Regions from separate parts of the Mus musculus genome. Here region 2 is linked to region 1. Evidence: chromatin loops called from intact Hi-C (ENCODE). Cell type or tissue: heart. All regions are shown on one strand. Each heading gives the region's core, and the rest is flanking DNA. Links, peaks and the distances in the headings are about the cores only.

The links. Peaks named below come from ENCODE experiments on the same cell type or tissue, not always from the same donor. Only the 100,000 strongest peaks of a DNase experiment are listed, where the experiment ranks them.
Region 2: a loop joins it to region 1, with 2.8 times the contacts of the local background. A loop is called at or near these places in 2 of 42 quality-filtered maps.

Annotation. Positions count from the first base shown.
Region 1 is chr3:87,976,105-87,991,904 of GRCm38, forward strand. Nes (nestin) reads left to right here. Exons shown (of 4, transcript NM_016701.3): 4 at 1-4,347. The coding sequence ends at 3,926. It overlaps Bcan (brevican), which reads right to left. Exons shown (of 14, transcript NM_007529.2): 9 at 14,571-14,678; 10 at 14,036-14,194; 11 at 13,064-13,146; 12 at 12,589-12,733; 13 at 12,168-12,358; 14 at 11,427-11,863. The coding sequence ends at 11,768. Among named protein-coding and RNA genes, the nearest start is that of Nes, 13 kb to the left of the region's middle. In heart, for the core only: no CTCF peak of the experiment used is centred there; DNase peaks (open chromatin) are centred at 5,427, 6,337, 6,927 and 7,307; H3K4me3 peaks cover 1,668 bases; H3K27ac peaks cover 4,670 bases.
Region 2 is chr3:88,134,862-88,150,661 of GRCm38, forward strand. Mef2d (myocyte enhancer factor 2D) reads left to right here and starts at 7,511. Exons shown (of 12, transcript NM_001310587.1): 1 at 7,511-7,813. In heart, for the core only: a CTCF peak has its summit at 7,149; DNase peaks (open chromatin) are centred at 5,730, 5,870, 7,470, 8,690 and 4 weaker places; H3K4me3 peaks cover 5,000 bases; H3K27ac peaks cover 5,000 bases.

The DNA.
Region 1 (15,800 bases), core at 3,930-8,929:
CAGGAAAGGAGAATTGCAATTCATCTATAGAAGAGAACTCGGGGACAGTAAAAAGCCCAGAAAAAGAAAAACAAACACCACTGAAGTCTTTAGAAGAAAAGAATGTAGAGGCAGAGAAAACTCTAGAAAATGGGGTTCTTGAACTATCTAAACCTTTAGGAGAAGAAGAACCAAGAATGGAGGATCAAGAATTAATGTCTCCTGAACACACACTAGAGACAGTTTCATTTCTAGGAAAGGAAAATCAGGAAGTAGTGAGGTCTTCAGAAGAACAGAACTTAGAATCATTGATAACTTTTAAAGAGGAGAGCCAATACCCACTGGGAGGTCCAGAAGCCGAGGACCAGATGCTTGAAAGACTGGTAGAGAAAGAGGATCAGAGGTTCCCAAGGTCTCCAGAAGAAGACCAGCAGGCGTTTAGACCTCTGGAGAAAGAGAATCAGGAGCCACTAAGATTTGAAGAAGCAGAGGACCAGGTGCTTGAGAGACTGATAGAAAAGGAAAGGCAGGAGTCCCTGAAGTCTCCAGAAGAAGAGGACCAGCAGGCATTTAGACTTCTGGAGAAAGAGAATCAAGAACCACTAAGGTTTGAAGACGCAGAGGACCAGGTGCTTGAGAGACTGATAGAAAAGGAAAGACAGGAGTCCCTGAAGTCTCCAGAAGAAGAGGACCAGCAGGCATTTAGACTTCTGGAGAAAGAGAATCAAGAACCACTAAGGTTTGAAGAAGCAGAGGACCAGGTGCTTGAGAGACTGGTAGAAAAGGAAAGTCAGGAGTCCCTGAAGTCTCCAGAAGAGGAGGACCAGAGGACTGGGAAGCCTCTAGAAAAAGAAAATCAGGAATCTCTGAGGTCTCTTGATGAAAACCAGGAGACAATTGTACTGCTAGAAAGCAAGAACCAGAGGCCACTGAGATCTCTAGAAGTAGAAGAGGAGGAGCAGAGAATTGTGAAACCTCTAGAAAAAGTGAGCCAGGTCTCCCTCGAATCTCTCGAAAAAGAGAATGTGCAGTCACCAAGGTATCTGGAAGAAGATGACCACATGATTAAGAGCCTGCTAGAAGACAAGACTCATGAGATCCTGGGATCTCTTGAAGATAGAAATGGGGAGAACTTTATACCACCTGAAAATGAGACCCAGGGTTCATTGAGGCCTCCAGAAGAAGAGGACCAGAGGATTGTGAACCATCTAGAAAAAGAAAGCCAGGAGTTCCTGAGGTCTCCAGAAGCAGAGGAAGAAGAAGAGCAGGTGATGGTGAGATCTCTAGAAGGAGAGAACCACGACCCACTGAGCTCTGTGGTGAAAGAGGAGCAGATGGCTGAGAGCAAGCTAGAGAACGAGAGTCAGGACTCCAGGAAGTCTCTTGAAGATGAGAGCCAGGAGACCTTTGGGTCTCTGGAAAAAGAGAATCTAGAGTCCCTGAGGTCTCTAGCAGGACAGGACCAAGAGGAACAGAAACTCGAACAAGAGACCCAGCAGCCACTGAGGGCTGTAGAAGATGAGCAGATGACAGTGAACCCTCCAGAAAAGGTGGATCCAGAGTTACCAAAGCCTCTTAGAAATGACCAGGAAGTAGTCAGATCTCTTGACAAGGAGAATCAAGAGTCACTAGTGTCACTGAATGAAGGAGGTATGGAGACAGTGAAGTCTTCAGAAACAGAGAACATAGAATCACTGGAGACTGTGGGAGAGTGCCTGGGAAGAAGGAAGTCTGTAGATACTCAAGAGCCATTGTGGTCTACGGAAGTGACTAGTGAGACAATAGAACCTCTAGAAGATGAGACCCAAGAACCACTGGGGTGTGTGGATGAGAACCAAGAGGTGCTGACACCCCTTGAAAGGGAGAGTCAAGAACTGAGATCTCTGGGCAAGTGGAACCCAGAGACTGTGGAATCACCAGGAGGGGTGGAGGACAGTCAGCAGTGCCTGGAAGTGGAAGAGGGCCCGGAGAGGGAGCAGCACCAAGAGTCTCTGAGGTCTCTGGGAGAGGTGGAATGGGAGCTGCCTGGATCTGGAAGTCAACAGAGGTGGGAGGATGTGGTGGAGGATGGAGAAGGTCAGGAAGCATCCCTGGGGGCTACAGGAGTGGAAACTGAGGATAAGGCAGAGTTGCATCTGAGGGGCCAAGGTGGGGAGGAGAAAGCTGTAGAGGAGGGAGAGCTGCTGCAGGATGCTGTGGGGGAGGCCTGGAGTCTGGGGAGCTCGGAGCCCAAGGAGCAGAGGGTCCCTGCTGAGCCCCTCGATGACCTGGAGGGACAACCAGAGCAGACGGGAACCCTAGAGGTCCCAGTTGCTCAGGGAATGCCAGAGGCAACAGAGCAAGATGAGGACAGAGCCCAAGCAGGTGAACAAGACTCCGTAGAGGTGACCCTTGGGTTAGAGGCTGCCAGAGCTGGACTGGAACTCGAGCAGGAAGTGGTAGGGCTAGAGGACCCAAGGCATTTCGCCAGGGAGGAGGCCATTCACCCATCCCTGGGGGAGGAAAGTGTGAAGGCAAAGATAGATCAGGGCTTGGAAGAGCCTGGAAAGGAACCAAAAGAGGCAGGTGCTCTGGACTCAGGCATCCCTGAATTACCCAAGACTAGCAGTGAGACTCTGGAATGCAAGGGCTGGGAAGAGTCTGGGGAGGGCTGGGGAGAAGAGGAGGCCTCGCTGGAGACCTCAGACCATGAGGGCAGCCATGCCCCTCAGCCCAGGCCCCCTAAGACAGAGGAAGATGAGGGTCTACAGGCAGCGCTAACAGTCCCTGGTCCCAAGCTCCTGGAACCCTGTTCACCCATCCCGATCTTGACAGATGCCCATGAGCTGCAGCCCCAAGCTGAGGGGATCCAGGAGGCTGGGTGGCAGCCGGAAGCTGGGACTGAAGCACTGGGAAGAGTAGAAGATGAGCCAGAGTTTGGTCGTGGGGAGATTCCTGAGGGCCTCCAGGATTGGGAGGAGGGCAGAGAAGACAGTGAGGCAGATGAGTTAGGGGAAACTCTCCCTGACTCTACTCCCTTGGGCCTCTACCTGAAGTCTCCTGCCTCCCCAAAGTGGGAGCAAGCTGGAGAACAGAGGCTTTTCCCTCAAGGGGAGGCCAGGAAGGAAGGCTGGAGTCCTGCTGCCCTGGCTGCCCAGGGTCTCAGTGACCCACCAGAGGAAGAGCAGCAAGGCCATGACTCTGACCTCTCATCTGAGGAATTTGAGGACCTAGGGACTGAGGCCTCTCTTCTTCCAGGGGTTCCCAAAGAGGTGTCCGATCATCTGGGCCAAGAGCCCCCCGTACTGCAGCCTGCATGCTGGGATCAGGGTGGGGAGTCTGATGGGTTTGCTGATGAGGAAGAGAGTGGGGAAGAGGGAGAGGAAGAAGATGCTGATGAAGAAGAAGGAGCAGAGTCAGGGACTCAGTGGTGGGGGCCAGGGCCCTCTGGTGGAGGTGTCAAGGTCCAGGATGTCACCCAGAGAGGGGACCTGGAACATGAATCTGTGGGTGACAGTGGCCTCTGGGATGATGGCTTGAGTGGGGCTGCAGCTAATGTTCTTGTAACTGCCCTAGAGACGGTGTCTCAGGACAGTGCTGAGCCTTCCGGGTCAGAGGGGTCTGAGTCTGCTTCCTTGGAGGGGGAGGAAGGTCAAGCGATTGACCATTTAGATGCCCCCCAAGAGGTGACTAGCGTGGTCCCAGGGGCAGGAGACACCTTTGATATCAGTGGCCAGGGCCCCAACCTGGAGTCAGAGCAAGTGAATGGGAGGATGGAGAATGGACTAGAGCAGGCTGAGGGTCAGGTGGTTCTGCATGGGGACGAGGATCAAGGCATCCCTTTACAGGAACAGGGTACCCTCAAGGCCCCTTTAGTAGGGTCTCCTGTGCATCTAGGCCCAAGCCAGCCGCTGAAGTTCACTCTGAGTGGGGTAGATGGAGACTCCTGGTCCTCAGGGGAAGATTAGAAACTGCCCCTCTGGCACTGAGGACTTAGTGGGGGGTGGGGGGAATGTCCCTCCCTGCTCTGGGCCAGCACTCTTAGCTTTGATAACTTGACCTGTGGTATCTCTCGTGGAGAGGTGTGGCTGGCTGAGACAGGTGAGATCCTGCCTGGATCACCCTGAAGGCTCAGGTCAGCTGAGCCTATAGTTCAACGCCCCCTTTCTTCTGTGGCTCACCTGCTGGAAGAGGCTTGGGCCCAGAGCTTTCCCACGAGACTGCTCTGGCCAGAGCTTGCTAGCCCTGCCTGTCTACAGTAGCACCACCTGCACAGGGTCTGGTGCATGCCCAGAGGAGCAGCAATGATGAGTGACTCTCATCATCTCAGCCTGCTGAGATCTTGTTTCTCTCTTCCTCCCTTGAATAAAGCTGTATCCCTACCTACAATGTCTGGCTGCTTTCTTCTAGCCTTCAGGGACTCTTCTGACTGAGAAGCAATGGAGTGGAGAGGCTGGGAGAGGACGCATGAGCTAGGCCTGGGGGAGAGGAGGGGAAGGGGCCGCCTCTCAGGGAGGCCAGGTTGTCATCTCTCCCATAGCTCTGATTACAGGGCCCTCTCACTGAATGTCCTCCTACCTAGCCCCTCTGTGACTCCAGCATAATTAGCCCCCTGGCTCCCAAACCCAAACAGTTGTCTAGCCTGTGATGAGTGACTGGGCTGGAGTGGGGGCAGGGAGGAAAGAGGCCACGGCCAGCTTTAGCCTGGTCAACAGCCTCAGGTCAACAGTTTCTCTGAACCGCAAACCCAGCCCCACACAGAGGCAGCTTTGGGTGGCTGCCTGGGGCAGGGAGAACAGGAGGGGATTGGAGGAAGCCTCTGCTTTGGGCAACTGAGGCCTCCCATGGCACTGAAGCAGGAGAGAGGGAAGAAGTGTGGATAGCAGGGCCAGGAGAAGGTAAGAGAGCTGCCAGGTGCAGTGCGCTACATAATGCCGGAGTGACTCTGAACCAGGTCCCACAGTAGCCTTCTCTCCCGACATCTATGCAGTGTAGGGAGGTTCTAGAGGTTCCTGGATTTAGGTACCCACAGGCCTCAACATTTGGGTACCCAAAGAAAAACACCTCTTAGGTAAACACTGCTGGGAGGAAGACCAATGCTCAGACCCTCATTTAGATACTCTGAAGGGGAAGGGACTGGTTGCTCTCCACAGGGCCATCATAAGCGCCAAGCAGGCCCCTTTCCTTAGGACTAAGAGTTCCCAAGGAGGGTGGACAAGGGCTGTCTTGCCAGCTGGCACTGTGGGCTCCTCTGTGCACACCCTTCCTTCATACCCATGTTCTGGTTCCGGGGTCCATTTCATCCACACCCTTGCCCTGGGGTCCAGGATCCCGACTGTGCTTCTCCACCCTCCTGGAAGCCCTAGTCTCCATTCTCTCCTTCCTGTACTAACAACAAGGTCCTCCTGTCTACTTGCCAGCTAACAGGCAGACACCAGCATGTTGGCATCAGGCAGGCAAGGCCCGCCCCTCTAATAGGACAAGACATCCTCTGCCTTCTCTCTTCAGGCCTTTCAGTACCACTGCTTGGGTGGACACCAAGGACAGAGCTAAGCCAACTAGCCCTGCCTTGTACCGGATCCCCTTCCTGTCTCCTCACGAGCCTGTGGTCCTCTACAGTTATCCCAGCTGGCCACTGATGCTAATAACCCTATGACACAGGGGTTGGGATGTAAGTTAGACAGAAGGGTGGACTTCCCTAAGAGGATATACAGCAGGAGGTATGTATGCGTGGAAATGGCCCAGTGTCCAAGCAGCAAGAGACGTAAGATCTGGACAGTGTCAGGGACACCCTGGTTGTGACCCTCAGTGTGGTTGTTAGTCTACTGACTGTCCGTCCATACAGCGCAGCCTCTTCAGGACGCTGACAACTTGCAACACAGCTCTTTGTATAGGAACTCCTGAGCAAAGGCCACCAACTTGAAATGGTGTCTGGAGACAGATGCATGCTGGGTAGGAGTGCAGAGTAGGGCAGGCTACTCTGAGTGGCCTGTGGTGGGGTGAGGGGTGTTCCTAGGGTGTGTGTGTGTGGTGGGGGGAACCTAGAACACATGAGATCTAGGGCAGTGGAAGACAAAGCAGGCAGGGTGGTGGGAAGGAAGGAAGAAGCAGAGAAAGCCTTGGTGAGATTGCAGGAAGCCCTGGCAGAGGGGCAAAGTCCTCACCAGGAAGCCAGGAAGCCAGGAAGCATGGATTCTTCCTAAGAAAGATGAACTTCTGAAAGGTTTATGCACAGGTGTCACCGCCCTGTCCCCCCCTCCCCCCCAGTTCTGCTTCCTGAGAAGGGCTGAGCAGGGCCCAGCGGGAGCCTGCCAGTGGTGCAGGCAGAGGCCAAGGTGCAGGAGGGGACAGTAAGATGGGGGAATGACGTAAACTCTTGGCAGCTGTGTAGGAGACCGGACACAGGACAGGCATGTCCCAGGGCTGCATGCAAGCAACTGGATGTGCGGTGCCCTTTTCCAAGACAGAGAGGCAAGCAGAGGGCTGTGACAGCAGAGAGTATGCATGTGACTCAGGAGAGCAGGGGCAGGAGCTGGAATAGAGCAGAGCAGTATAGAGTGAGGAGAGGCCCACGGAGGCCCTGGGGACCCCCAGAAGGCTGACCATGTGGCCCAAGAGGGCAAAAACAGGGCCAAGGCCTCTCAGAAGGTTCCAGCACGATAGTGAGTGCTTCAGGGAAGCAAGGTCCGGTTGGTGCCTGGAAGCCCCCTGAGTGACAACTGTACATGCTTCTAAGGGTAGAGGACCCCCAGGAGTGAGGCGGGGGCAAGAGAGGAAATGATCCCCAACACACCCACGGTATGAGACAGTGGGAGGTTATTCTGGGGCCTCCTTCAGTAAATATAGCCTCTGAGCTAGTTGGAGTTGGGCGGAGAAGGGGGGCCCAGCGGAGGTGGCTTCCTCAGTTTGTTTGGGGCACTTCCTTATAAGGCTGAGCAGGCTGAGGCGCCTCCAAGGGTGAGGTCAGGGGCAGAGGCTCCCTCCTGCCCAGTCTGATGCTGTCCCTGTAGCTGCCAGAGTCCCAAAGGAAATCAAAGTCTAGGCTTTGTACTACAGCCAAAGGCGCAAGCCAAGCGTGGCCTCTTAAAGCACTCCCTCCCCCATCCTGCTTGGGACACCCATCCTGGGTGGGACTCTCTTGGGCCCCTTGATTCCTCAGAGCCTGGGTTTTCTACCTGTAAGGTCCTGGGTGAGGGGAATTCTTCCTAGAGACTCCAAACATTTCTCAGATGAATGACATCACCCTTGATCCCCTCCTCAGCGCTCAGCCACCGGGGTGGGGGTGGGGAAACCAACCCGGGATTCATTCATTGTCTGAAAGAAAATCCCCCCTCTCCATTCTTGTGCTGCCCACACTCCACACCCCAGCCTCGCCCTGGGATGCCAGCTGTTGCCACTTGACCCATGCTGATGCAGCTGCTGTCAACCCTGCCAGCCTCTCTGGTGGGGGGACGAAGGAATGTAGTTTCATTTCGTCTGGAATGTGCTATCTGTACTACCGGTAGAAGGGGAGCCCACCCAGCCCAGAAAACCAGAGAAGACTCTGGCCGTAGGGATAGGCCCCAAGTTTCTATTGTATGCCGTCCCACCCCATCTGTGTGTGTGGGGGGGGGCAGGGAGAGGGCTAAATTCTAGGGTGGGCTCAACAGCAGGAAGGCTGGAAGTTAGCGGTGAGTCCTCCTGAGAGGAGGGAGAAGAGCCTGAACTACCCTGGTTCAGGTAGTGAAGAAAGGTTGCCAGCAGCTGTCTCTGAGCCCAGGAGCCACCTTAGGACCACACTAGAGCATGAAGCTGCCATAGAGCTGTGGGCACCGCTTGGTTCAGGGGCAGAGGAGCCGAGGCGTGAAGCCTCCAGCAGTTTGCTTTGGTACGCAAAGGAACCAGTGCTTCTTCTTCTAGCTTCCCCTGCTTTCTCCACCCTGAACCCTCTCACACCACCTCCTAACTCAACATCTGCCAGCAGGTCAGGAATAGTAAACCTGCCTCTAGCCTCAGCCCTCTCCAGCCCTGGTGCCCAGGGGCTCCTCCTGCCACCCCATAATCTAACGACCATTCTGTATGCCCTATCCCAAAAGGATGGGGCCCAGTTGTCTGAACCCCAGGTCCTGGCACTTCTTCTTCCCTTTCAGAGTCCCCTTTAATCATGGACCTCCCTCCTCACCCTTACAACTCAGCTGCGGTTCCATAAATAAACTGAGGCAGGTGCCAGGAGGCCTCTGTCGAGGAACCCCCACCCTGCAGCTGTGGGATCAGCTGCTCACAATCTGTTGGCCTTAGGCCCCAAAGGGGTGCCTCCTCAGGAGACTTTGGCTAGCTCTGAAATCCCCCTGATTTCTCTGGGGCCCTGTGTTCCCACTAATGGACCTCACTCAGCACAAAATGATCCCTTTGACTTTCCCTTCTCTTGCCTCTCTCCCCTCCCACCAGGCATCCAGAATGGCTCTGCCTCTCCAGGATGGCTATGAGTTCCAGACACCTTAGAGGGAACTTCAGCTGACTCTAATGGGGGAAACTGAGGCACAGAGTAACATATCTTAGTCAATAATGTAGTGTCTCCAGATGCCTCTTGGGGTCAGCAGAACATGGGCCAGGGAGCTTTGGGCTGTCTTTCATTGAGTATTGTCTTAGTCAGGGTTTCTATTCCTGCACAAACATCATGACCACGAAGCAAGTTGGGGAGGAAAGGGTTTATTCAGCTCACACTTCCACACTGCTGTTTATCACCAAGGAAGTCAGGACTGGAACTCAAGCAGGTCAGGAAACAGGAGCTGATGCAGAGGCCATGGAGGAGTGTTACTTACTGGCTTGCTTCCCATGGCTTGCTCAGCTTGCTTTCTTATAGAACCCAGGACTACCAGCCCAGAGATGGCACCACCCACAAGGGGATCTCCCCCCTTGATCACTACTTGAGAAAATGCCTTACAGCTGGATCTCGTGGAGGCATTTCCCCAACTGAAGCTCCTTTCTCTGTGATAACTCCAGCTTGTGTCAAGTTGACACACAAAACCAGCCAGTACAAGTATTAAATATGAGTAGTATTTAATTCCAGTCTTAAGTGGTCAGAAGCCTTCTCTCTGTTAACAATCCACTTAAACACCAAGGCATCTGGGTAGCCTGAGACTCAGGGTCCACCCACTTAGCCTATCACTTGAGCCACTGGCCCAGTGGGAGAGCATTCACATCCTATCTGCCTCTTTCCTAGCCTTTCCTCATTTTCTGTCCATGAACTTTTCAGTTCTTCTGCCCAGGAGGAAGCTAGCTATTTTTGCAGCAAGCCAAATAGAAGGCAGACATCAGGAAGGACCTCCGTTTGGGAAAGGGAGAGCCAGTTGCATCAGGCTCTGAGAGAGGGGGCACCTACGCAGGCACTCTGGTCAGGATCTGACTACAGAGCCTGAAAAAGATCTCTGACAAGGAGGTGAATTTTTAGAAGTCTTCGGGAACTGCTAAGTCACTGTGGACACTAGGACAATGGGACCCTTTCTCTCTCCACGCAGGAGTCAGGCCGACAGACAGGGCCTCCCGGCTGGGACAAAGGCCCCAAGTGAAGTCAGGCAGTGTTGTGGGAGGCAAGGGTATGGTGAAGAACTGGGAGGTGGAATGTGTCAGAGCATCCAGAGGCAGCAGGAACCTGGCAGAAGGCCAAATCACAGGCTCCTAAGCGCCGTGCCCCCTGGGCAACGCTCAAGCTGCTACCTATTGCCCTGGGTGGGTCTCTCTTTTCCAATACCTCTTAAATCCGGGGAACAAGACATCCTGATGGGGACCCCACTCAACTCATATGTGGAGGAGGCTGAGAGTCAGGGCACACAGTCAGGGTCCCAACAGTGACAGCTGGCAGCCGTGGCCGAGGTGTGGCCCTACTCCAAGTCTCCAAAGAGGTGTGCTGGTGCTCTATGTGTGACTCCCGAGGCACTGGCTAGCTACTGTCCATTCAGGGCACTGCTGAGTTATTCCAGGACACCCCCTTCCCTCTTCCTCCCCTCCCCCCCCCCCTTCCCCAGGAAGCTCAACAAGCCAGGAGGAGGTTTCCTGTTTGCTGCCCTGCCAGAGAGGCCCAGCAGGTGAGGGAGGACTCTGATTCTAGTCTCCCATCCACTTCTGGGACTCTCCTTACCCACAGAACAGAGAAGATGGTGGACCTGTGCCAAGTGGGAGGTTTGATGATGAAAATCTTGGAGAAAGGGCCGGGAATCCCAGTTTGCCACAAATTCACCATGCTACATAGAAATCATCCACCCACCGTGCTCCACCCACCGTGAGTTCTGAACCCAAAAGACAGACTCTGGCTCTTCTCTAGCCTGCTCCTTTTCGGGATCCATCATCCTGGGTCTTCATCCACTTACAGTTCCAGCTAAATGCCCCGACAACCCCCAGAACGCATTGAATGGGCAACTATGAGCCGATACAGGATAAAGCAGGGTCCACTCTTCCCTGTAGATCCTTAAGAACCAGTTTGTACTCTCTGCTTATTCTGGGTTGGCTGTGTGGGCAGGCAGATGAGCCCCGGGGCTGGAGGAAGGAGGATGATGATGGAGGTGGTGAGGTCTGAGAAATCCGTGCTTTCTTAGGGAAGAAGGGCCAGCAGAGTCTCAGGTCCTCAGCGCTACCTTCCCAAGCCTCTGTCTGGGACTCAGTGTCTTTTGCCATTTGTTTTTGTTCTTGTCGCCTGGCTTTTAGAAAAGGACTAAGAATGGCCAGGTGGGTTAATGGGTATAAGGCATGCGTCCTCGTGGCCCTCAATGCTGATTGAACCAGGTGTGAGGATATGCAGCCATCATTTGCCTTCCCTCAGGATGGGACTCCAGCCAATTAAAGGAGCTCTGGCTGGTTCAGGCACTGGTCATCCACTTCCTAGCTTGCGGTGACCTCATCGCTTCAGCCTCCGCTGACTCAGCCGAGACCAGCCCAGTCTTGTCAGCCGGAAGTCCTGCATTCCCCCCCGCACAACTTTCTGCCCCGCACGCCTACCAGGTCTGCCCCGCAAGTCAGAAAGACCGCGACTCCCCCTGGTGGCCTCCTGGCTCCTCTCTGGTCCGGATCTACTTCGCCCTCTAGAGCTACATAACTGTATCTGCAGCGCCCTCTACTGGTCACAGCCTGTGAGCCCCTTGGCGTGGCGGAGGACCCCTTAGCTTGTTTTTAATATCCTCTGCCTCCTTCTCTGTTTGTCGCTGCCCAACCTTCCCTTCAGCACTGCAGGAACGGAGGCACTCTCAGGAGCTCAAAATGAGGCCACCAGGGGTCCCCCTCTCCCCAGACCCAATTCTTCATTCGGTTGGTGATCTGATGCAGGCAGTGGTGAATCCTCGCCGGCTAGGCAACCATTTTACGCCAGGCATTGCTCTATTCTTCAAGTTCTTGGTGATTTTTCTGACCTTTTGCAAGGTAATAATCGCAGCGGGACCTACCTTTGGAGGGTCTGCCTAACACTGTCTGAATGTCCACATGTACACAGAAGCATCAAACTTTGGGTTCAGACAACTTTATTTCCACCTGGTTTTGCTGGTACTCCATCCTAAAAACTCTTTGAAAATCAAGAACGAATAGCACAGTGTCCCCTAACGAAATCGAGGGACAAGGAGGCAGCTGACATGAGAGGGCAGTTGAGGCACTTAGGGACTTACCGGGTAAAACCTGAGGCCCTTGTGTGAGGGGGCGGAGCCACCCAAGTGTTTCCCAGAAACCCCTTCGAGCGCTGTCCTCTGAATTTCAGTCCCACCCCTCTCACGTCACCCCCTATCATGGGGAAGAGCACTGGCAGTTGATGTGAGAGGGTCCTGCTGGGGGCAGCAGTCTTCCAGGCTCCCTAGAGACTGGAGGGCGGTGTCAACGGTGCCTTCCTGTGCCTCGAGAGCTGTCCCCGTGGTCCTTCTGGGGCGTCCATGGAGCGCAGAGCACGGCCCTATGGAAGACAAACACACCCATCCTCTGCACGGCGCTCCTCCTTAATAACCTGGGTCATTGCTGCTTAACCCCTGCCCTTTTCAAAATACTTGCTCTGCCCTTAGGAGCCCAAGTGTGGTTGCAGGTTCTCAGCCATCTGCACCCACGAGGTCTCCAGAGCTCCAGCCTATTTCCTTCTCTTAGCCTCAGCGAGAGGCAGTGGTCACTCCAAGCTCAGTCAGTGAATGGCAGGCATAATGGGTCTTTGAGCCTAGGGCTGCCAAGTAGCTGGTGCCCCCTACCTGTTTCCTCCTGTCACTTACAGGCCTCCGGGGTACACAGGAAATCTGAGGGGCCTCCCAAAGCCCATTCTCCTGGCAGCGGATCAACGGCAGGTTGCGCTGAGCCAGCCCGTCTCGGCATCGATATCGAAGCACAGTATCCACCGCGTAGCGCAGCCGAGGGCGACCAAATATTTGAGCCAGGGGTAGCTGTGGTGGAGGCCCACAGGACACTGCAAGGGGTACACATTTAGAAGCTGGGAGCCTGGCTTTGTGGATGATGGCTCCCAGAAACTTGACGGGGAGGAAAGGCATGGCCACAGTTGACCAAAAAAAAAGGGGGTCAGTGTGGTGTGTCAACCCCCCCACAGTCTGGGGTACACCCTGACAGGCTCTTCTGGGTAGCTTTGCTCTCCTCTCACTCGTGGCAGTCCCGGCCACCCTTTCCCTCGGCAGCCCTCACCAAGCCCCATCTTGCAGGTGTAGGATAGATGGTAGTTGCAGGGCACATCACTCCACTGTCCCTGGTCATGCCACACCATGACCACACAGTTCTCCCCAGACAGGAAGTAGCTGTCAGGCTGCCCAGGGTTCCAGTTTTCATAGAGCTGGGAAGGGGGAGTGGAGGAGGTGGTGAGACGCTTGAACCCCATAAGTACCAGGGGAAATGCCCCCAGAAAACTGGAGGGAGGACTTGGGGGGTATCCCAGGATATGGAGGGGCAGGGACTGGTGACTGGGACAGGCAGGGAGGGGGAATAAGAGAACAGGGGCTCTCCAGGAAGGAGACAAGAGCCAGAGAGGAGAAGCATGCGGAAAGAAAGGGTCCAGGGGAAAGGGGAACGAAACAGCCAGAAAGGGAGGAAGAGGCAGTGACGGTTACTGAGGGCAGAAAGGCCCAAGAAGTGACCTAGACTACAGTGCAGTGACAGTCCTCACCAGAGGGGCACCATCTGACCACAAGAAGTCACCCTCGATGGTCCTGTCATTGAGCCCAATCCACTGGTACTCCCGGTATCGATCTAGAGAGAAAAGCCAGAGGTGCAGTGAGCAGGAAGCCCAGTATTTCTGGGCCAGTGATGACCTGTTGGGGAGTCCATCCAAAAACCTCCCCAAATCTTGCTGGTTTGTGGCTGTTGGCTCAGACCTAGCCTCTTCTGCTGGGAAAGCAGCCAAAGATGGACGGCGTTCACCCACCTTTTCTGTCTTTCTCCCCCCCCCCCCCCCAGGGAAGACAATCAGATTTGCTATCATAAAGGCTCTCCCTAAATTCTCTTCTTTTGAAAGCTTTGAATTTTTGTTGTATGTATTTCACATACATTTGTGTCTGTGCACCACTTGTGTGCATCGTCCTCAGAGGCCAGAAGGCATCAGAGGGGCAACCCGGAACGGGAATTACAGATGGTTGTGAGCTGTCATGTGGGTGCTGGAAATTGAACCCTGGGCCCTTCAAAAGAGCAGCCAGTGCTCTTAACCGCGGAGCCATCTCTCTAGCCTGTCTCCCTATTTTCGTAAGTAACCTTCACATCCATGGCGCAAGGACATGCAGGTGGAGAATAGCACTTTGGAAGGGAAAGAAGAGGAGCAAACCTTGCTACCACAGAGTTAGGGAAACAGTTGCATCCGGGAAAGCAGGGAGACACACACACACACACACACACACACACACACACACACACACACACCCCACCCCCGCAGCCTAGGCAGCCCCGCAAATGTCGGACACCATGGGCCCAATCTCCCCACAACAGGTCTCCGGGTGAGTGAGAGGTAAAAGATGAGGGAAGGGGAAAGGGGTGTGAGAGAGGAAAGAGGGAGAGAGAGGGAGGAGTGAAGAGGCGTGAGTGAGGAAGCTGTGGGTGAGGAGTGGGTTTGGCCTGGAGCATGCGCAGGAAGTCAGGCCCCACCCACCGTTGACAAAGTCTTGCTCCTCAGGGGTGCAGATGCTGGTCAGATGAGCACCTAGCGCTCGGCACTGACTTTCTGCCTCCTCCCAACTCCTTCGTGTGGAAAAGTGCTTGTAGCAGGCTCCCTGGAAGGCCTCCCAGCCAGGGCTGCAGAAATGAAGGCCTGGAGCACAGGGAAGGAAGCGGGTGGGCTGCCAGGTCTTAGATTGGCTTCTTTAGCCAGCTGCTTAGCAGCAGGAGGGGAGGACTCAGAGCCACTCAAGTGCAGCCAGGAGGCCTGAGCCTAGAGGGCTCTTGGGCAGTGGCTAGGTCAGCTGGCTCTCCACCCCTGGCCTGTGCAGTCCTCCATGCTGGAGAAGATGTCCTCCTCCCCGCTCTGGAGACAGAACAGTGACAGGAAGGTTGAGACTAGCTATGTAACTTGCCTGAAGTCATTCATGGCAAGGCCCAAACCAGTGACCTCCCTCCACCTCAGAAACTAGCATATTGGGGTAGGCTCCAGGCTTTGGACCTGCCCCCACGTCCTTCCACAAACTCACCAACATCGCACAGGTCCCCCCCATAGCCTGGCAAACATAGGCAGCGGAAACCCTCCTTCTCCTCCAAGCATGTCCCACCATTGTGGCAGGGGCTGGGGATACAGTCACCTGACAGGGGAGAGAAGCGAGGTGGAGGAGCCTAAGGGTGAGCTCTCCAGGGGAGGGTCCCGGGCCCCCCAGCCCAGACATCTTCCAGACCAGGAAGGTAAGCAGTTCTGCCTGGAGCTGGCCATCACTCCAGTCCATCCCCGAGTTCAGAGGGCCTGTCCTCACTCTCACCTCCCAGTTCCTGACTGGCTCAGACTGCCACCAGTGTGAGCCCTGAGCAGCCAGCGGGAAGAGGCCAAGGAAGGGAAGAAGCCCAGGGCTGTGGATTATGAGACCTGAATTCCTGCCAGCCTCAGGCAGCCTTCTCCAGCCTTCTTCCTGGGCCCCGCCTAGGTACTGGAGGAGCTGTCAGCATCCACTCCATTTCTGGTCCAGATGACCAGAGACAATGGCTCCTTTAACCAACAGAGCAGACTAGGTCCCTCAGACTACTCCCCAGCAGTGGCTGCTGAGAACACAGCCCACATGCCAGTGGTAGCAGCAGGGGAGGAGGAAGGAGAAGCTGGGCTGATTAAATTTGCTGGAGTGCCCCAGCTATAATTGGTACACTGACCAAGCAGTCTTTTGAACATCCCTCCGCTAACATCTATCATGTCGAGCATCCCTCTGCTAACAGTTTTTCAAGTAGGGTGAAGGTTGTTGGTCTCAGGTGCTGAGGGTGAAGAGTCCTGGGCCCCCGGGAGTCCTCATGCTTTCTGCTTCTCCAGTTTCCTCTCCTTCCTGGGCAGCCCTCTAACCCTGGGGGGACAGACTCTTAAGCTCAGTCCTTGCCCTTTTGGCTTTAAGTTCCAACCTGGCTGTGGGCTACAGTGCCTGAACCTTGGCTGGGCAGTGCGGTATAAGGGACCCACTTTGGATTTTCCCTCCTCTTTTTCTACCCCACAGAACCAGAAAGCATTTCTTTCCCACCTTCTGACAGTAGGCCAGGGGGCCTCTGGCTCTCTTTACAGGTGGGCTGACACTTCAGTGACCTCTAAGGGGTTCCCTCTTCCTTACTACACTCACTCCAAGGCCAGTGGGCAGAAAGGCAATAGCTGAAATGGGCAAGCTTTTTGTGATGTAGGGGTGATATTCCACTTGAGCCATGGAGGAGAGGTGAACCTGGGAGGGCCTCAGCCTTCC
Region 2 (15,800 bases), core at 5,076-10,075, 160 kb after region 1:
CTGGCCTTGCCTGCCTCTGCCTCCTTAGTTCAGAGGTGGCAGCATGAGAGGGGGGAGGGGATTAAAAGCTTGCTCTACTGGCCATTGCTATTTTGTCTCACCACTAGGGATTTCAGCCCTGTAGCAAGTGCATTTTAACATCTCTCTAGCCCCATGGCTTACTTTTTTTTTTTTTTTTATATGTGTGTGTATTTGTATGAGTTGTATGCCACACATGTATGGGTCTCTGAGGAGCAGGCTCTAGAATCCCCTGAAGATGGAGTTACAGATTGTTGTGCAGTGGGTTCCAGGTGCTAATCTTAAGTCTTCCTCCTAACCACTGAGCTTCCTCTCCTGCCCTCAACAAACATTAAAATATCTTTCTATACAGTTGCTTGTTTGTGTCTGAGTGTGTGTCTGTGTGTGTATACACACACCAAGCAGCACTCTTGGGAAGGTCAGAGGGATCAATTCTTTCCTTCTACAATATGGGACCTAGGGATGGAGCCTGGTTGGACCTGTTCCTGTACCCACTGAACAACCTAGTTCACTGTCAACAAGCATGTTTGTTTTGTTTTGTTTTGTTTTGTTTTCAAGACAGGGTTTCTCTGTATAGCCCTGGCTGTCCTGGAACTCACTTTGTAGACCAGGCTGGCCTAGAACCCAGAAATCCGCTTGCCTCTGCCTCCCAAGTGCTGGGATTAAAGGCGTGTGCCACCACGTCCGGCACAAACACGTTTTTAAAGCACTAGCAATAAGCCCCATTTGTGCTGAAAATAAATGTTATAGCCTTATTCTTCAGCTCATAGTTTAGTGGGGGAGAGGGGAGTTTTAGGACTTATCCTCATCCGACCTCTGAGAGTGCAGAGGGAGCCTCTGCACTCTCAGAGGTGGGATGGGGGGGGGGGGAACTGTCTGCAGGGGGACCAGGTAGAGTATATATAAAGTGAATTTAAAACAAAACAAAACAAAATAGGGCCGGGCGTGGTGGCACATGCCTTTAGTCCCAGCACTTGGGAGGCAGAGGCAGGCAAATTTCTGAGTTCCAGGCCAGCCTGGTCTACAGAGTGAGTTCCAGGACAGCCAGGGCTACACAGAGAAACCCTGTCTCAAAAAACCAAAAAAAAAAAAAAAAAAAAAATAGGGACTAGAGAAATGGCTCAGAGGTTGAGAGCACTGACTGCTCTTCTAGAGGTCCTGAGTTCAATTCCCAGCAACTTACGGTGGCTTACAATCATCTATAATGAGATCTGGTGCCTTCTTCTGGTATGCATAATACATAGTATTATGTACTGTACACATAATAAATAAATCTAAAATAACCAAACCAAACAAAACAAAATGTTTAAAAACCTAACTTCCCTCCCAATCAGGCTTTCATCCCAGGACTCCGGAGGCAGAGAGGATCAACAGCATAAGGCCAGGCTGTGCTGCCCAGGGAGAGTCTGTCCTAAGAAAGACTGAAATCCCCACAATCCTCTGCAGTACTCCTGTTTGCCCCAAGCAACTTTCCACGCATGGGGCTGGCAAGCTTGGTAAGCTGCATGTTGCTCTTCACACTCGCACTGCTGCATATGTGCACATACACTAACAATAACTACTTTTTAAAGGGCGTGTGAGATGACTTTCTGGGTAAAAGGTACTTGCAATCAAGCCAGATGACCTGAGTTTGAACTCCCACAGATTGTGTCCTCCGACCTCTACAGGTGAGCATGACACACCCTCACACACAGTAAGGCGCACGCCTTTAATCCCAGTACTTGGGAGGCAGAACTCAGTCGATTTCTGAGTTCAAGGCCAGCCTGCTCTACAGAGTGAGTTCCAGGACAGCCAGGGCTACACAGAGAAACCCTGTCTAGAAAAAAAAAAAAATTGCTTAGCTGGGCACTGCGGCATACGACATACACTTTAAAACTAGCACTCTGGGGCTGGTGAGATGGCTCAGCGGTTAAGAGCACCGACTGCTCTTCCAAAGGTCCAGAGTTCGGATCCCAGCAACCACATGGTGGCTCACAACCATCCCTAACAGGATCTGACGACCTCTTCTGGAGTGTCTGAAGACAGATGTAGTGTACTTACATATAATAAATAAATCTTAAAAAAAAAAAGCCTTTAAAAAAAAACCAAAAAAAAAAAAAAAAAAAAAAAGCACTCTGAAGGCAGAGGCAGGGGGATTTTCATGCCACAGGGCCACAGGATGAGACCCTGTCAAATAAACAAGTAAAAAGCACCACTGAAATTGCCCAATTCAATGCTCACAGCAAGTAACACTGTCCAAGGTCAGCCAGCTAATAACAGTCGAAGCTGGGATCTGGCTGCGCATGGCTCTAAGGGAAGAAGACAAGAGCTGCTCAGAAAATGCTGTATGTATTCCAAAAGCAAGATCACCTGAGCATGTGCTCTGTGAGCCTGACAGAAGTAGGAGAGGCTCTTGAAAAAGGTGAGCCTGCACAGGGCTCAACTCTCCCATCCACAAATACTTAACTGGGCGACTACTCTGTTCTTTACACTAGCTGGAGGCACAACACTTGTGGACAGACACACTGAATAAGGTGAGGGAAAAGACTGCACTCATGTGCTTGGAGACAAGGTCTCACTATGTAGCTGTCTGTCCGGCAACTCACTATATATACCAAGCTGGCCTGGAACTCAGAGTTCCACTAGTCCCTGTCTAACACTTCCACTCAGCTAAAGCGCATGCCTCCTTTGCCTTCAGACTGAACCTGCTCTTCCAGCTCCTGGGTTTCTTTCCCAAAGGCAAAGCCTGCTTTAGGATTCGCTCTCTTGAGCTGGAGATGCGGCACAGTGGTAGAATGTGTCCTTAGCATGTGTGAGGTTCAGGCCCTACAGGGGAAGAAGACAGGAAGGGAAAATAGGGGGAGAGAGAGAGAGAGAGAGGGAGAGAGAGAGAGAGAGCGCGCAAAGAAAGGATTTAAAAGGGGCTATGGCATGGAGGCTCTGCTGTAAAGAACCTTGCAGCCCCAAACTGCCCAATGATCTGAGTTTGAACCCTAGAACCCACAAGCTGGAGAGAACCAACTACAAGTTGTCTTCTGATCTCCACAAACACAATAGAAAGTAAAAATAAATAATTAATTTAAAAAATTAAAAAGCGCCACCGGGTGGCAGTGGCACTTACTTTTAACACCTGCAGAAGCTGGCAGATCTCTGAGTTCGAGGTCAGTCTGATCTAAAGAGTGAGTTTCCAGGACAACCAGGTCTACAAAGAGAAACCCTGTCTTGAAAAGCAAAAACAAATAAAAAGGAAAAGAATACACTCTCCTACCTCAGAAATTCTTTTTAAAAATATTTATTAGTATTGTATGGTGTGCAGGGGAGAGATGTTATGTGTGAAGCTCAGAGGATAACTCTGGGAAGTTGCTTCTCCGGCTGGTACCGAAGCACCTTTATCCGCTGAGCCACTTCGTCGGCCTTTTGCAGTCCTTCTGAATGTCTCTGCAATTCTTCCTGTTCCTATAGTTTCTAACACCCCACTTCGCTTTTCCTTTCTCCAGTAACAGGCCCTGAGCTACTGGCCCTTTAAGATTGCCTTCTTCCCCCACGTGCTGTCTGGTTGGGCTGGCGATGCTGACGCATGCTTGACGTCAATAGCAGCTGGTGGAGTTTGGGCACGAGGAGAGAAGTTGGGATGGGGGTTGGGGGGAGCGGAGCAAGAAGGCGATTCATTTGCATTTAAAGGGGCCTCTCTTGAGTTAATTCGCGCTTTACAGAAATACGTCCTGGGCAAACTTTCTGCCCTAGGCTGGGAATAGAGGCAAGAAAATGGCGTGATACAACTTAAGTCCAAGGCTATGAGTTTGGTATGTTCTTCCGCGGAAAAAGAGAAATAGTCCGTCGGTGCCCAAGCTGGGAGCACGTGACCCGGAGGGGGTGGAGGCAGAAGCTGGGGGTGGGGGGGAGACTACTGTAAGGTTGTGTTTGTCTGCCCCCACCCCCACATCCTGCCCACCCAACTGCAGCTGCCACCACATCCTGCCCAGCCGGGGGCAGGGAGCTCCTGTGGGGGGTACACGGACCCGAGACCGCTCTGGCACCATTCGCTGTCCCTCAGCTCCAGGGCCCTCTGCTCTTGTCCCCAGGTCTGGTCCCAAGGCACCCGGTTCTCAGCATAGGGTACTACTGTGCCACACGGACCTGGACAAGTTTCTGGCGGACTCTGCTACCCTTTACCCCAACTCTGGCTTGAAGTGGAGTTGTAGGACCCCCAGACTCAACCCCTGTCCTTATCTACCATGGTTATGAATGCAGAAATGAGGTATTCAGCAGAGTTTGCACAATTCTGACTCACAGGGCTGCGCGAATACATTTGCTAAGCGCGTTCCACGCCAGCTCTGCATCCCCGCAGGAACTCAGGAGCTGGTGAGGAATACCTTAGGAAATAAACAAACCCAGCAAGCTAGTGCGTCCAGAGGAGACAAGGGCGGAGTGGAGCGTCCCACCTTCCCGCGGAGAAAATACACGCCCACCTGCTGAGGGTCCGGTTCGCAAGCTTGGTGGCAGATGCGGGGAAGAATTGGGGGTCTTTGCGGTGATCATCCAAAAACTAAAGGAAGGATGACTCGGTGGTGGAGTCGCGGGTGGAGGTGGGGATTGAGAACTGTCCAGATGGCGCAGGGGAGGGGAAGGTGAGAGGAGGAGGATCTGCCAAGCAGCTCACCAGACTAGAGGGGAAGGCTAGAGCACTTTTCCTAGGTTGAGTAAGGACTGACTGCCAGGTAGAAGAGGGTGCTGAGAGGAACAGGGACCTTTCCAGTTCAGGTGAACTGGAGAAGCTTGAGAAGGGGTGGATAAAGGAGGATTAAGTTTTATTTGCCAGATAGCTTTGTGAAGATGCATGTGAGTTTACAGGGTGTTCTTTTTAGGATGTCGGTGGGTATCAAGGTTTTACAGCAGGGCTGGAAGGTGACTTTTCTTTAGAACAGATGGGCGAGATGACTGAGGCAGTAAAGCGCTTGCCATGCAAGCCTGGCCACGGAAGTTTGATCCTGAAACAAATGGAAAAGTGGAAGATCCACGCCGTAGAATTATCCTCCGACATCTAAATATGCAGCATGGTACGCTAACAGAATAAACTGATTAACAAGAAATGGTGCACAGCCAGAGGTAGGAGAGGAAGCACGAGACTCAGTCATTTGCCACCCAGAGGATTCTGGGATGGGAAATTCAAGGGCCAGAAGAAAAGAACTCAGAGTCACTTTCAGGAAGTCCAATTTTCATCTAACTTCCAACATTACCTTGGCCCTTTTCAGTCTTTCGTGGAAATCAAGACCTCTCCCAAGACGTTTTCACAGTCTGAGTTTTGTCCCACTTGTAGTTTTACTGCCCCCTATTCTGGTCTCCTGTGAGTTGTCAAGTCAGCAGTGAGTGTCCAGGGCCCCCACCTCCCTGAGCTCTCGGAGCTCTTCCTGCTAGTCTTTTAATATCTTCCCCAGGTGACTCACCTTCCTTCCTCATTCCTTTTTAAAGGACTCAACATTCCAGGTCTAAAGAGGGCCAGCCAACCAATCACAGCCATGGACGGCCAGCCTCATATTTGAGATTGGCTGGGATCATGGCTCGCTGGAAGCTCACCAAGTTAGTTAGGGAGAGGCTGGGGAGGGGGATTCTGGGAAAAAAATTTTCTTCTGGCCTTGGTTATGTTTTGAGAAACAAACTGAGTTAGGTTCTCTAGCTTGGAGAGCCTCCAAGGTTGAGGCAGGTTGAACACTCCTGAGGGCTTAGCTGTCCCGGGCCCATCCTGTTTTGTTTTCCTACAAGCTGGGACCCAATGGCCTGAAGGCTGTGTTCCCAGGCCTGTTCCTAAGACGTCTTTTCCAGCAGCCCTGAATCTCTCCAGTCTCAACATTCTGCTTTTCCCGACGTCGGGAAACAGCCGGAAAAATAAACACCCTGATGACTAAACGGTTTCTCCAGCTAGAGCCTGGGGAAGCACTAAAAATAGAGGCCACAAGTGAGGGGAGGTTCCCCACGGGGAGGGCACTTTCCCATTCTGCTCCCACCATAGCCACAAGCAGGAACAAGGCTGTGTTCTCCCAGGGCTTGGGGAAGGGCAGATGCCTTCACTCAAGTCTTGGGGGCAAACCAGACTGCTCAAGGAGTACTGGCAGCTCTGTGCCCCCACCCCCCATACTACTAGGAAAACTAAGGAGCAACATTTGGGGACCATGTGTGATCCTACATAAATCAGGCTTCTGGAAGGAGGGGCAAAGTGGAAGGGTTGAAAAGGGAGGCCGAGGGACTAGAAGCCTACGTGCTTCCTGTTTAAGGAGGTACATATATGCCTCCAAGCTCTTTGCAGAATAGTCCTATTGAACTGGCCCACTATGAGCCTTTTCTGAACTCACGCAGGCCCTAAAAGGGCTCATTTTCAGCTGAGCAGCCCGTGTGGGTCATACAGTGCAACACGAGGCACTGTACTAGTCTACTGGGAACTAAACTCACACCAAATTCACAAGTTATGTACCTGGCCTTACCACCTTCAGCTTACCCAAGAGGATGGAGAGTTAAGAGATGTGCTTTGCTCTTTTCAGAAATAGTGGAAAATTTTGAACCAAAACAGTCTGACTCCGAGATTATAAATTTTCTAACCCACCACTTGTCGCCTCTTCTCATCTCTCCCACAAGAAGCCAGAACAGGGACTTTGTTCAGTAAAGCAGACCCTAGCTTGTTGAAGAACCTCTTGCTTCTGTTTTGCTAAGGCTTTGAAGTCCACGCCAGACTCTGTCATTTCCTCAAGCTCCAGGTAGAGCCAGCCGAGGACTTGTTAGTGACAGGATGCGGACAGGAAGTCTGACGGGTTAAAGGTCCAGAAGCAATGGAGCGCACAATCTTGTTGTGAAGCACTTAAAAATTCACCACGCCCAGAGGCCGTCGGGGATTTTAAAAGATTTTTTTTTTTGAGAGAGTTATATTTCTTCAAGACAAGGCTTCTGGATGTTTCCTGTGAGGCAAGGGAGGTAGTGGTTGGGGTCCCGCCCCTTTAAATTGCCCCCTCCGTAGTTAAGTGCGCTGGGGCCCGCAGGCACTAAAAGATTAGATCACCCGAGAATTATGCACTGTAGCTTTAAATGTCTGGGCGTCAACCGAGCCGGGTCAGGGGAAAGGAGGGGACCTGTCACAGGTAGAGGGAGCAGCGGAGCTCCCCAGGTAACCACGAGATAAGAGAGCGCGATCTGGCTTCGGAGCTTTGTCACACAGTAAGTGTAGGAGCTGGGGCCTACCAACACTCTTATCTCCCCAGAACTTATTTACTTAGATCCCTGCCAACTCTGGAGCTGGGGTGCTGAGGTACCCGCAGCCTCGCTCTGTCCCGCAGGCGGAGGGATCTGGGCTCCACGCGCCGTGGTCGCGCGCCCCAAAGGGGTGGGGCGCAGGCCGCGGGCAGGGGGCGGGGTTGCGTCCCAGGCCTCCCTGCCAGGCCCCGCCCCCAGCCCTGCGGGGCCCTCCCATTGGCCCCCTGCTTGTCCATCACTCTCGTCTTTTCCCCCCCTCCCATCTCGCAAGCTAGGCTGCGCGGTGCCTACGTCGGCCTCGAGTCTGGGGCTGGAGGAGTTGCCTTTGGAGCCCGAAAGGAGGAAGGAAGCAAAATATCAACAACCGTCGAGGCGGCTTGGGCGCTCGGCTGCGTGCCTGCCGCCCGCCGCCGCCGCCCCCGCGCGCACCAGGGGGTCCCGGCCCTGTGGCGCCGCCCAGGCCGCGTGGACGCGGCGCCTTCGCTGTTTCCCGTCGGAGCTGCGGCTTCGCGTAACCGAGGATTCGGCGGACCGGGCCGAGGCTCCGGGCGCCGTGACACCCCGTCCCCCCCACGGGCTGGTGAGTCACGACGCGCGTCGGCCCCTTTAAGAACCCCTCCCCCACGCCGCGCGGCCGGGCTCAGGGTGGTCTGGAGCGCGAGGGGTGTACGGGCGCCCTGGCACGAGCGTCCCGGTCCGGGCGGGGCGACGGAGGCAGTGTTGGTGCTGGGGTGTCTGCTGTGACAGCCGCGCCTGGTACCCGAGCCCCCGTCGCCTCGCGCCTTGGCGGGCGCAACGCACGTGGCTCCGGCCGCGATTTCGCGCCCGTGGGGGCCCCCTTGGTCGGGCGTGTCAGCAACGCCGGCTGGAGAACCCCTGGACAGTAGTTTGCAGCTGTTAACACCTGGCAGGACCTCTCCAGGCCTTTCTCTTGGACGGTGCGGTGCGGGCCGAGTCAGTGCGAGTGGGGTTCGAGTGGTGAGGCTGGCCCAAGGGACTACTGTGCTCCCGGCCTCCCACCTCAGAGATGGGGCAGGGAGGCCTCCCAGAGATTCCATCGAGCCCTCGGGGTTCCCAGTGGCCCTGGACTACCCAGCTTGTCCTGAGTGCCAGTTCTGCCTACGACTGACCGGCACATTGGGGCCAGGCTAGGGGAGTACAGTGGGTGGATCCCGTTCCCTCCTGCCCTACCCGTGTGAGTTTCCTCCGAGGCCTGTTTGGCTGTGTGAGTGGTGGATCTTACCCCTCCCCCTAGCCCTCAGTGGGTCTGAGCTGCCTGACTGTGGGAAGTTTGCCGTCTGGGACGGTGACCTTGGGCTGCTCTGGCCGGATCTCGGAGAGGAGCCTACTGAGTGCGCTTGGCCTTGGGAGCTGTCCACCTTCTGTTCGTCTCCCTGTATCCGCGGTAGGTATCCGCCGAGGGGAGCATTGGCGAGTTACCTGACAGTGTTCTCAGACACCCAGCTTCTGGCCTCTGGCCACCGAGCCCCAGTGCTCAGCCTGGCTGTCCCAACTCCCATGGCCTTGCCTGTGAATGAATTTCCTTCCTGCGTCTTCCAGGATGGGGGTGGGGTGGGATGATTGTGGGAGTGGCTGAGAACCTTGTTATGTAGGGTGGTTGGGGAATTCTGGAGCTTCTGTAGAGCACTTTTCCCATATACCCCAGAAATGGACACTGAGGCTTTGGGATTTCAGTGGTCATGTTCTTTGTTTGTGACTGCTGTGCCCTTCATACATAGACCCTGTGTGTGACTGCTGCGTGTACTTTTAGGGAGTCAGGAGCTTTCATTCATTCCCATACTTACCAAAGTGGTAGAGCATTTTACTTAAGGTCACACTTCAGCTTTTGTATCAGACTTATGTCTTCCCTCTTTCTGCCATATATTTCATGTAGGGAGAGACTCTAAAGATTAAGAATAAAGACACAACAAGCCTTGCTCATGCAGGCGTGAGCCTAGAGAAGAAACAGGACCCAGACAGAAAGTATGGGAAGCCTCGTGTTGGGGGATGGGCACAGGGCTTGTGCTGCCTCTGCTAAGCCCAGTGGCTGGAACAGGGTGTGGGGGACTTGGACAGGAGGCAGGTGCAGGTTGCCCATCCCCCTCTGTGTGGTGATATGGGGCTGGAGGGCCCCAGCTCTCTGCTCTGGCTCTCTAGCTTCTAGTGCACCTCCTAGGCTGGGCGATGTGACAGGCTGGCTGGCTGCCGTTATATAATCTCTCTCCAGCAGGTTTTTTTCTTTCTTCTCCTGGTCTTCCTTGGTGGTGTGTTGAAAGGTAGAGGCAGTCTCTCCAGGTTGGGAGCTGGACCGGGGGATGGGTTTAAGTTCACTGAGGCCCTGCTCTGACCCTGCTCTGGAAAGGGGCCTATGCTGCAGCATCCTTGGCCCTTATGTCCTTGGCCTGGAGGTCTGTCCATCTTCCTAGCTTTATCTTCTGTGCCAACTGAGTTTCCTGTTCTCCATGGTTTTTCTGGCCTAGCACAGGTCCACACTAGAGTTGAGTTGGTAGGCTGGCTTTTTTCTTTGTTGCCTCCACTTCTCTGTCCCCTACCTAGACAATTGTGTGGCCTACAGAAGAGCTGCAGACAAGGGGGACACTATGAGTCACAAGTACAGTTGGTGTTGTCCAGGTTCCCTAATGGGGCTGATGATCTGAGGCAGGCCCAAAGCCATCGGCCAGGGTCAGATCTAGGGCTGTGGATCTGTGGTGGTGGGCTCTCCCCAAACCTTGAGACCTTGGCCAGGACACCTGGCCTGAGAAAATTATCTCCCTTTACAGGGAAGTGGGAAGGAGGAATGGTCGCATGCCGCACAGCCTCCGCATCGCTGTAATCACTGGTGGCTTTTATGGGGCCAGAGTCCAGCTAACCCTCTCTGTCCTCCTGTCCTAGTTTGGTGACTTACTCATTGGGGAGGGGGTGGCATTAGCTGCTAGAAGCTGTGCTATATAAGCAGACATCTGGCTGTGTGGTGGCTGACATTGTCTACACAGTTAAGAGAAGGCTGGATGGAGCCTGGATATCAGAACTTCCATTGAAACCAGGTTAGGGAAAAGATAGCTTTTAACTTGGCCAGGAAAAAGAGGGGAATCTCAGGCATTCTCCAGTGACTCTGCTAAAAAGGCTGTTGACCTTTGGCCTAGTGGGCCGGTGCTATTTGGCTCCTGGAATATTTTCTCATCTCTCCCTGCCTAGGACAAAACATATTCTGAGGAGTTGTCCTGGAGCTGTGAGAAGACTGACCTCTGAGCCCCCTCCCCAGAAATCCTGCTGAGGGGCTCCTGTGGGCTCCTGTGGGCTCAGCTGCACATGGCAGTCTGCAGCAGGTCATGGAACACATACGGGAAGGTGTGCAGTGCACCCTTGGGGTGCGACACCCACAGAGCAGCTGTTGCACTGTGGGGGGTGGGGTGGGGGCAGTGGTGGTAAAGATGATTAAAGGATTGGAGAGTGGGGGGTGGTGAGGGACTGGAGGCAGGAAGGCGAAAGGCTCACAGAACCCAGAGAGCCTGGGCTGGAAGCAGGGGCTGAGGTCAGAGCACAGATGGGCAGGCAGGGCCTGTCTGTGGAGAGCATGCTTTGTGAGTCAGGGAGCACTGGCCGACTTCCACCCTCCCTTGCTGCTCTGTTCCCTGGCTTGCCACTGCCCCCCACCCTGGTCTGAGTCCTTGGGTAAGTTGCCCCTTCTCCCACCTCAGCCTCAGTTTTCCAGGTGTGCAGGAGCTCCCTTTTGGTGGCATAGGCATCTGTGTTTGATGGTCCTTGCTGTTGTCTGGCTCCAGCTTCCATGAGGGAAGCTACTCCACTGCATTTTGGGGCAAATCCTAGGTTTAGGATTTCAAAGCATTCACATCTACCTTTGCTTTGTCCAGGCCAAGGCCACATGCCACCCCTATTCCGATTGCCAGTGGACAGAGTTGCAGTCCTGCTAGTATGGCATGGATTGAGGCAGCTGACTGTGGCTGACAGCCCCTTCTGAGTGGGATACTGAAGGGAGTGACCTGCCCCAAGCTCTGGCCTGTGGCAAACCACACCCAGGCGGGACCATATTTACTCATTTAAACTTACCCTCCCGGGAGGCCCTGAGCTTTAGGCTTGGTCACTGACCTTGGCTTGGTGCCCCTGGGTGTTCTGGGGCCACTCCCCTAGCATTGGGCAGACAACATGCCACAGGGAAGGCGTGTCCTGCCTGTCCCTAACTCGCCCCTCTAGCATCACCCATGCACAACCCAGTTTAAAACAGGGTGCATGGTTCAGACACAAAAATGAGGACTTTTGGGATCCCCAGATCTGGGGGGGGGTACCATTTGTTATCTCTGTGAAGATCCTAGGCTGGGTAGGGTTCTGTCTGCTACAGGTCTTTGGTATTGGGGAAACTGAGGCTGAAAGGCGAAGGAGTTATGTAATGAAAAGTCTATTGTGAGGCGTTGAGGGCTCTTGTCAAAAAGAGATCTGATGCCAGGAGGTGGTGATGCACGGTTTCAATCCCAGTCTTGAGGGGCAGAGGAAGGTGGATCTCTGAGTTTGAAGCCAGCCTTGTCTACAGAGAGAGTTCCAGGACAGCCAGGGCTACACAGAGAGAAAGAGAGAGAGGGAGAGGGAGAGTGAGAGGGAGGGAGGCAGGCAGGCAGGCAGGCAGAAAGAGAGGAAAGAAAGAAGGCATCTGAAGGAGCAGGAAGTCTAGGCTGGTACAGCACTCAGAGGTCGTGTGTGTCTCTCTCTGTGTGTGTGTGTGTGTGTGTGTGTGAGAGAGAGAGAGAGAGAGAGAGAGAGAGAGAGAGTTAGTTAGTTTGAGGGTGCATTGTTCTGACTCCTGAGACAGTAATTCCTTCAAGAGGCCCCAAAGCAAAGCCCTGGAGCAGGAGTCAGCGACACACAGAGGCCCCCAGACCAGCTGCTGGGGGCAGACAGGAAGGGGACTGAAGGTCTGAAGGGAGCAGGGAGGGTGGGGGGAGGACAGCCTTATCTCCCTCCAGCCTCTGCCTTTTCTAGAGAAGATGGGTTCAGTGAGAGTGTCACAGGTGCACCTTCCATCAGGATCTTTAGCCAAACCTAAGGTGTGGGGATAAAGAGTGGAAGGGGCTTGGAAGGGACCACCAGACCCTGGGATGACATGGCCGTCTCCTGTCCTTAAAACTTGCCCTGCAGACATCCTAGGTCCTAGGTCCTTTGCTATTCCTAGTGCTATCTTCCTCCCCCAGACTGGGGTTGAAGGCTGGATGAATAAAGACTAGACAAGAGGTTCAACAGGGTGGAGGTGGGGGCAGGTGGCAAGGGGAATAGACCTCTTTTCTGGGTTCTTCCTGTTCCAGTAGATGGAATGTGAAGTAGGGGCTCTGAGCAAGGGAGTTAGAGGGCTGACCTTGGTCCTACCTGCCTTCCTTCTCTGTCTTGTACTGTAGGCGAGGGTGATGCATCTTGAAGAGGGTGCTTCTTGCTCTGTCTCTCCCCTTGACATCTGGACCCCTTTCTTTTTGCCCCCACACCTGCCTGCCTGTTGGCAAACTCTTCTTGTATGGTCCCCATGGCAAGCCTTTGGCTAGGCGTGGGGTGGGGAACAGGTGTCCTGGCCCAGCTGTTCCTACTCTTCTCCTCCACCTGTCAGCCTGCAGTTGGGGGTGGGGAGCTAAGGCTAAAGGAAATCTTCACCTGTTCCCAGGGGTGGGCCTTGCTTGTAAAAGCCCCTGAGAGCTTCCCCTCAGAGGAAGGCCAATGCACAGACAACAGTCATTGCTGACAAAGTCAGAGGGTCCCTGCTGTGTTCTGACAAACAGTGAACCCTGTTTGATGAAGGTATGTTTTGATGAGAGTGTGTTTGCCCAAGGGTGCTCAGGGCCCATTGGGTTAGGCCCCATCCTCACCTAGTGTCTTTCCTGAAAGCAGTAAGCTAATCCTCATAAAAGCCACCTTGCCACCTTCTGCCTAGGGCTTAGAGACCAAGCCACTGCCCAAGGCTCCTTTAAACCCTTGGTACTCCTTGAGGTCACAATACCAGGAGGATTTGCCTTCCCTGATTGGATTGGCCTCTTTCTAGCCTGGCCTGTCTGAGTGCGGGTGGCCTTTCAGTCTGCACTGCCTCACATTCCCCCATGCCAGAAGCCCAGCAATTAGGGCTCAGCCCTTGGTCTGTTCCTAGATGCTTGAACAAAAAGTGGTCCTCCTAGGAGAGAGCTTTTCTAAGATTCCACATCCTGCTCTGTGGCCCAAGTCTTGCTCAGATTTCCCTGCTCTTCTCATTTCCATGGGAAGTCCTTCAACTCATCTAGCTAGCATCCACTTGTTGTACTAGCAGGCAGCCCTAAACCAGCCCTAATAGCATGCTCATCCCAACAACGCCTGTCAAGATGAACTGTCCTCAAGGCCCCAGCTGTGACTTTCACTTCTGTCTCCTGAGACCCCAGGGGGAAGTAGGGTAGGGAGGTGGAAGGTGACACACCAACGGTCCCAACTGCCCCACCTCTCCTCAACTAAGGCATCCAATGGCCAAGATCCCCCGTGTGCTTTTCTTGTTTAGATGGCTAAGGTGGGCCTAAGGTTGCCATGGCAGGATTGGCTATGAGAGAAGGGTAGTAGTTAGATAGGACTACTAGAAAAGACTTCCCAGAGTAGAGAGGCTTCGGGGCTTCCGTATGGAGGGTGTGGCTGTAACTGGACAGGTGGAGGTTAGGCTGACAAGTACTCAGGGGCTGGTTGTCTGCTAGCATCCATGGTAGGAGCAAGCACCGTCATGACTCCCATATGTCCTGGTCTTGGTTAGTTAGCTTCTGACAAGGTGAGCTTGAGGCCCAGAGTCTGCTATGAGTATAGGACCCAGCCTTTAAAGTCTTGTTTGAAATGTAGTGCTGCACTCAGTGGAGCAGGATAGGAGAGGCCTGCTGCTGCTGCCCCACCCTGAGACTACTGGCTGGACTATGTGCCTCTGATCCTTTCCCTAGACAGGAATGAAGGTCCCAAGGATGGGAGCTTCAGGCTACATCCCTGTGAATTGAGGGTTGCTTTCTGGAACAGAGGATGGAACCATTTCTGAGGTCTTGAGGGCCACTGGATGGCCTACACTCGGGAGTGGGAAGTTGAATTTGGAGGAATAAGGGTGGAGACACTATGCAAATGACCATGCAAATGAGCACCAGTGAGTCAGGCTACTTGGCCTGTTAGGCAGAGCTAAAGCAAAGTACAAACTTGGATTTCAAAAATGGGCCACACTAGTAACAGTGACCTTGGTTGGGCCTAACCAAGGCCAGGACCTTAGAGGCCCCGAACTCTGGGTTCATAGGTATTTGGGGGAACCTTGATAACTGCAACTGTCACCAGGACCTCCTGTGCTCCACCTGGCACTGTCCCCAACAGAGTGGCCCCGAGCCAACTCTCCCTCATCTACTAGGGGTGACAGTTGAGAAAATGTCCTGGATAGGCTCCAGGAAGCCTCCCTCTGGCCTCCACCTAGCCTAGCTCACCGGCTGAAGAGAGCCTAGCCCGGCACTTCTCCTTTACTGCAGGGCTGACTTTTCTCCCAGGGAACCTCACCATTCTGCCTCTCTCTCTGTTGGGGGGTGGGGTAGGGGGAAACTGTGCCTTAATTTAGGCACACATCAGTACAAGCTAGAAAAGCCCAGCCCAGCCCCTGCAAACTCATCCTTTCTTCATGGCCTGACCTCACTCACTGATTCACTACCAGGACGCAGTCTTCAGTAGCCCCTAATAGTTAGGCCCAGCGGGTGGCTCTGGGAACTGTATTGTGGGTGGGAGGAATTTTAGCTAGAAGGAGGGTCGGGAGCACTCTTCTGCTACTGGGGAGTGAGAGCTAGACTACAGGAAGGACAGGGAGTGGGACACGGAGGGGAAACATCCCCTCTTGGAGAAAACAGGATAACAATTTCCCAAGAGGTTTGCTAGATGGGAGAGGTGGGAAGCTGAGGGCGGAGTATGGGAGAATTGCCCTTTGGAAGCTAGGGGAGAGCTCCTAGGCCTCCTGGGTGCTTCTCAAGTCAGTTTCTGTTTTTACAGGCCACAGTGCCTGGGACCACCCCGCCCAAGCCCTGCTTTCCTGGACTCTCCCCCCCCCCCCAACTCCACCAGCCCGCCCCTCAGGTCTCCTGTTGGTGAGTTAAAATTAGCTCACTGCCCAGGCTAAAAATAGCCCCTGCCCAGCCCCAAGCTGCTGTCTGGGGGAGGGGATGGTGGGACTTGGTGGGAACCCGGGTTTTAGGTAGTCAGCCTGACAGAACTTGGGCTTGGGCCTGTGCTTTTGGATGGTGATGGGAACTGTGGAGAAGAAAGGCAGCTTGGGGCCAGGAGAAGCGAGGCCCTGAAGGGTGCCCTCGGGCAGGCTGCCGGGGCACCCCTTGGCTGCTCAGCCCAGTCTTGTGCCTTTGCCTCACTGGCCCCTTTCTGTCTTCTTCCTCTGTCTGTGCATCTGTCCCCACCTTGCCCACGCCTCCTCCCACTAGCAAGCAGGCTGCCCGACTGTGGGGGTGACAGGTGGATTGGATTGTCGCCCCCTCCCCCAGCGCATGCTGCTTATTTCATGCCCTGCAGCCCTACCAGGGAGAGGGTGGAGGAGGGTGACA